Linked DNA regions of Mus musculus: region 2 is linked to region 1. The links are chromatin loops, found by intact Hi-C in ENCODE. Cell type or tissue: left cerebral cortex. All regions are shown on one strand. Links, peaks and the distances in the headings refer to the core of each region. The heading gives the core; the rest is flanking DNA. Region 1 holds the start of Hk1 (hexokinase 1). Region 2 holds the start of Supv3l1 (suppressor of var1, 3-like 1 (S. cerevisiae)).

Region 1 (2,904 bases), core at 236-2,735:
GCCATGGAAGAAACTCAAGCAATTACACGTGTTGATGCATAGCTCCCTGACATCAGGTCAGGGATGGGGGTGGGGGTGGGAGATTGACAGTGAAGCCCTTCAGCACCCTATTCCTGGTCCCTATTCAGGATAAGAGCTGCATCTCCAACAGTCTTGTCTCTCAGCACCTCCCCTTCAGCTGACACCCAGGGGGAGTCTTGGTCAAGTTCTCGAGTGGGAGGAGGGTCAGAGCCCCGCCCAGACTCCACCTCTAACCAGCTGTGTGACCTTCAGGAGGTCACAGTCCCCGGTAAGACTGCTTCTGAAGGTGCAGGATGAGAAGTCTCAGGCCAGGAAAGGACAGAGCCTAGTCACTGCCGCCTCTCACCTGTAGATAGTACCTCTTGTCCCAGTGTCTGTCAGGGTGATGATGCTATTAACCTATCCTAGGGTAGGTAAGGCATACCCATAGCACAAATAAAAATGTCCTAGGTGTTTTCCTAACCAACTTAGTCTATCTCAGGAAAAAAACATCCCGTCTTACTGATGGTGGCAGAAAAGTGAGGTACATCTTTAAGACCCACCAGCAGACGGCACTTTATACTAGATGAACATCACCCCTAGGACCCAGCGTCCATGTGCAAGAACTCACAAGTCACAAGGAACGAATGCCAACCCCTCCGAGCTCTTCAAGTGACTAAAGTGTCTTATTTGAGCTCCTAGGCTGAGACTGCCTGGAAATTACAGGTTTAGAGGAAGAAAAAATTCCATTCAGACGTGCGGTTCTCGACCTGAGGCCTATGAGCAAAGTTTCCGGTGGCCTCTGCTCCCCTCCCCTCACCGGAAAGCCAGGCGGGTCACCCCGTCCTCAGAGTAAGGAGCAGCTGCAACAGCTGGGGGAGCCCAGTGACAGTTTCAGGAGGGCATCGTATTCTCCAAATGGGAACCCCAAATATGGGATGCCTGGCTTCCAGCCAGCACCCCCGCCAGCTGCTCACTCACCTCCCCAGCCTATCTCGGCGATCACACCTTCCCCGCCCACGGCGCGCGTGGACCTTTCAAAACAGGCCTATAGACAGGCCAGCTGGTCCCCACCTAGACAGGTCTCAGCCCGGCACTGCGTGCGGGTACCCATCTGACATCCATGGTCCTTTTCAAGGACACTGCAGTATGCAATCCAGCCGTGGGAGGAAGGGGGGGGGTCTTCAGCCGGCCGCCCAGCTCCTCAAACCACAAGCACGCCCGCATGCCCACAATGCCCGGGTGAATCCCAGCATGAGGCCTGTCGCCTGCACCCTGTAGTCCAACTAGATGCTGTCTAGCCGGGAGAGGCCGGGGGGAGGATGCAGGCGGTGGCGAGCGGATGCGGGAATGCAAGGCTGTGGCCAGGGCGGCGCCGGCGGGGCTCACCTTTTTGACTTGGTCATCCTTCAGCTCGGTGAAGTAATATGCCAGTAGTTGCGCGGCGATCATGTTGACGGTGGGGGATGCGGAGAAGCAGGTGTGGGGCCAGTGGCTCCTCAGTAGCCCTGGTGAGCAGTGGTCCTCCAGCGGCGGATCCGCGACTCCACCTCCTCCTCCCTTGGCTCCTCCCCCTCAGTCCCTGGGCGGGGCGTCTGCCTGCTCTCTCCAGACCTCCGAGCTCCCGTCCCCGGGAGGGTGACAACCGCCAGCCGGCCCACCTCCTCAGTCCCCATTGGCTACAAGGCGCCACTGCCGCGCTATGGCTGGGGCTTCCCAGCCAGAGCAGGAGAATGACGGCCGCTCCCTCCCGCGCCGGAAAGGAGGCATCACCCTGCACGTTCCCCACGTAAGGAGCGCGCGGTCACGCGTGGTGGCACAGTGCCAAGCCAGAGTGGGTGGGGTGTGGGACACGATCTGGAGGGGACCAGAGGACAGATCCAGGACACCACAAACTGGAGAACGCGAACGGAGCCACACCCCTTCCTCGGAGATTAGGGCTCGTCCCCCACCCCTCCCATCCTCCCTGTTGGGGAAGCACACAAGTGGGCGTGGAAAGAGAGCGGAAGCCGAAACTAGGCGGCTTCACAGATCTTGCACTGGGTCCCTGTGCCTGCCTGCCATCGAGGATCCAAAATCTAAGGATGATGCTCGGAGTCCCACCACAGCCTGTCAGAGTTCACATAGCGAAACCCAAAGCGCCTGCCCCTGTGACATCATGTAAGAGCTCATGGTCCCCGAGTGGGAATTTTGGCCTATTCCCAGCCTGTCCCGATCCTCCCACCCTTCTCTAGCTCTTGGGCATCCGGGTTCTGGGAGGTTGGGGGTACTGTTCAGGACTCAGGTTGAGGGGAAATCGTATTTGTACCTTATGACAAGTAAGAACTCTGACATACAGAAGTGGCTCTGATTCTACAGGTGAGGAGTCTGAGGCAATGCGTTACAGTTGCTGCTCAGGAGTCGGGCAGGGTTTTCTTAGCTTCAGTGCTGGTGACCTGGCCGTTGTATGCAGTGTCTCTTACTTAAGCTTCCCTTGCAGGCCATGTTCCCATGACCAGGGCTGCAGCATCTGTCCTGAGGGAACTATAGAGGCTAACTTCTAGCCCACACCTGGGGGGCTAGGAGCCCATGCCTGGAACACCCCTCAAGTACCCCAGGACCCTTCCAGCCACCACTGCCCACTGAGAAAGAGGTGGTAGACCTGATACCTCTATCCAGGACACATCCCCACCCTGCCCAATGGCAGGTGCAGATGTGTCCTCAGTCACTTCTTTACCCCTAAGATGGAGCTGTAACTACTGATGTCTACACCCCATGATTTTTGTGAAAGAGCATAAACACTTGTGTCTAACAAATTAAGTGGGAAGTACTCTCATAGAATGAACTTGGGAGCCTACAGGTTAAAGTTTGGGGGGGGGGGCGCAACCTGTATATCGCCATTTCCAGGCCCAGGGAGGGCCTAAC
Region 2 (2,904 bases), core at 122-2,621, 110 kb after region 1:
CACCATCCCTGACAGACCACAGACACACAAGGAGAGAGCCAGTCCCCCTCCCCCCACCCCCACAGAGTCACCATCAAACCTCCCCTTGTGCCCAAAGCTCTTCTTGAGTAACCAAGAAAAGGCAAGTCCTGCTATGAGAGGCAGATGTAATTCACTACTAAGAGCAGTGTTAGCAACGGTAGCCTGTGCAGTAATTAATGACAATCCCCAGTCTGAGAACAGCTCGAGCTTATCTTGAGGAGGGAAAAAGTAGAGGGAAAGGAAGGGGAAGAGGAGGAGTACTACCTTGTTAGTTGATTTCACAGTACTGGGAAATGACCCCACGGCACTGCGTGCTTGGCAAGGCATATATCCCAGGGTTATATCTTCAAGCACATTAAAAAAGAACACTCTGCTGCCTGGAGGTGCAGGTAGCCCAGGCCTTTGATCCAGGGACTCGGCAGGCAGACACAGGCCTATCTCTGTGAGTCTGAGGCCAGCCTGGTCTACAGAGCACATTCCAGGACAGCCAAAGCCACACAGAGAAACCTTGTTTAATTTTTTTATTTTGAAATAGGACCTCTCTTAAGTTTTCCAAGCCTGTTTTGAACTCATTCTGTAGCCCAGGCTGGTATTGAACTTGCCATCCTCTGCCTCTGACTCCCAACATGAAGCCTATATTTTAAAGTCACAATAGGAAGCATCAATATTGCTTGTTGAAGAGCCAGGAAGACAGCTTGTGCCTAAAAGAAATGTGGTTTTCTTTCAGTCTCTAAGAATGTCATTTGGTGAAAAGAAACCTTTCACCCTCCCATTGTCAAGCTCACCCAAATGCAGGTAGGACAAAACTCACTTCAACCCAGTGATGCTAAAGGTTTTTTTTTTATTCATCTCTGGAACCTGGGACGATACTACTTTTTGGCAAAGACAGTTTTATCAACTTTTATCTTGTATTTAAATTCAGGTCTGTCTCGTGGGAGAGTAAATTTATTGAGAAATCCGGATCTGAGACCCGTTGTCTTGGCAACCAGATGGAATTTTAACATCGTTAGACATCCACATCAGGTCAATGGCAAGTCCTCACTGTTTAATCCCTCCATGAGGACTCTAGGAGCACAAGCGGCGCACCACTTAGGGACAAAACTCTTAACCTCCTCGACCGAAGAGAACGGTCAATGTCAACTACAGAAGAGACTAAATATGACTTAGGCTCGGGTGCTAAGGGCTCCAAAAAGGAACAGACATTGCACTATGTAGGCCCAGGCTGCAGACCCTGCCGCTCTGCCGGGAGGCTCCAGCACTCACTCTTGTCTAGAGGCCGAGTGAGCTCCGCGCCCACGTCGCCATCGGCGCTGGGACCCTGAGGCTTCACCGTCAGCGGCACGAACAAGGACGTGTTCGGGGCTTTGGAGCCACCAGAGGCAGAGGAGGAGGCGGCCAAGCAGGGAACGCGTCCTGAAGCCCCCGGGAACGACCCCACGAGAGCGCGAAGGGCGGAGCAAGGGGCCGCCCGGGGCCCAGCCCCGCGCCCCGCCGGGAGCCGAGCCCACAGCAAGGTACACCGAGGCAAGGACATTGAGGCCGCGGCTCGAATGGAGCCGGGGAAAATCCGGACCACTGGCGCCGCTCGGTGACGTAGCTCCGGCGCCCGCGGAGCGAAAGGACCCAGAGAGACACAGGGCTGCCCCCGCGTGCGCCTGAAGGAAAAGGAGATGGAAGGGTTGGGAGCGCGCCTCTTCGTGGGAGCACGACCTCTGTACGTTACAGTGGCAGAAACGAGCTCCCATCCTCTCACTCTTTCTGCGGCAATTGGCAGCGTCTTTCTCGAAAGAAGGGAAAGTAATCAGGCATCTTAAGGGATGTTACAGATGCGCGGAAGGGAACCGTACAAGCGTCGTCATGTGACCAAACTGTCTATCCTGCATCATGTGGCTTCAAACGCTAAAGTGCATTTCCAAGAAGATTGGTGCATTAATATCCGTAGTTTCCTGATAGGATAACGTTAGAGGACGTAGCTTGATCTGCTACAGATCAAGACGGGTTGCAGAGAAATCCGGTTGTACGATAACTGGCGCTTACGTGACACGTGTGTCAATACACGTGCTTCTCTCCTTGGTGCTAGGGCTCCATGTAGGGGCCATGAGCAAGCTAGGCATGTGCTCCACCATGAGCTGCAGAATTCAGTTAACGTGAGCAGTTTGTACTCCTCGCATCTCGAAAGTTATAACCACAAAGTATGCTCTGTGTACCTGGTTAAAGTTTGATCTTACTCCTATCTACTACAGCACTCGGTCCCACCCGAGTTGTAAGGAAAGAGGTGCCTCTGTTCGTTCCGTCTGGGCGTGACCATTCAGTTCTTGGCCGGCCAAACACTAGGAGGGAAGCCATGTGTGGCGACGTTCCCTCAGTCCTCTGCCGAGAGGTCCCCAACACCATCTAGTTTCTGAGTTCAGGAGCCGTTCGGTTTTTAGAAAATTGGACCCAGTAACAACTTCGTTCGTTCGGTGTCTGGTGGTCCTCATTCCAACCCGCGCCATCGGTCAATCCTCTGTCTCTATCCCTTCTTGACAAGTTTTCTGATTTCAGAAAATGAGTTGCGGGATATGGCTTCGGAGTCAAAGCTCTAAAACCATCTGGTGCTAAGTCAAAACCCTCAAAGTTCGGACCCTGAACTCGAATGGCCTTCCTTCTCTGAAATTGATCGAGGGTCTTTCGATCTCAACTGCACTTATTCTATCCGCAGAGTCTGCAGTAATAATATGGGTAGGCCTCCTTGAGAACCCTCCTTGGTGAGAGGCTCATGGGTTTGGTTCATTTGGCAAACGAACAAGGTCAGGTTTATTGGTGCAGCTCTTGGACCAAGGACCCATGATGGACGATTCTTAAGAGTCCTGAGCAAGGGGAAAGGTTGTGTGTCAGACAAGA

Evidence for each region. Peaks named below come from ENCODE experiments on the same cell type or tissue, not always from the same donor. Only the 100,000 strongest peaks of a DNase experiment are listed, where the experiment ranks them.
Region 2: a loop joins it to region 1, with 6 times the contacts of the local background. A loop is called at or near these places in 1 of 42 quality-filtered maps.

The regions. Positions count from the first base shown.
Region 1 is chr10:62,338,624-62,341,527 of GRCm38, forward strand. Hk1 (hexokinase 1) reads right to left here and starts at 1,798. Exons shown (of 18, transcript NM_001146100.1): 1 at 1,390-1,798. The coding sequence starts at 1,452. It overlaps Hk1os (hexokinase 1, opposite strand), which reads left to right and starts at 1,611. Exons shown (of 3, transcript NR_168630.1): 1 at 1,611-1,789. In left cerebral cortex, for the core only: a CTCF peak has its summit at 1,667; DNase peaks (open chromatin) are centred at 290, 990 and 1,709; H3K4me3 peaks cover 2,500 bases; H3K27ac peaks cover 2,500 bases.
Region 2 is chr10:62,448,131-62,451,034 of GRCm38, forward strand. It overlaps Supv3l1 (suppressor of var1, 3-like 1 (S. cerevisiae)), which reads right to left and starts at 1,608. Exons shown (of 15, transcript NM_181423.3): 1 at 1,285-1,608. The coding sequence starts at 1,555. It overlaps 4930507D05Rik (RIKEN cDNA 4930507D05 gene), which reads left to right and starts at 1,030. Exons shown (of 1, transcript NR_027926.1): 1 at 1,030-2,904. In left cerebral cortex, for the core only: no CTCF peak of the experiment used is centred there; DNase peaks (open chromatin) are centred at 1,392, 1,644 and 1,934; H3K4me3 peaks cover 2,147 bases; H3K27ac peaks cover 1,697 bases.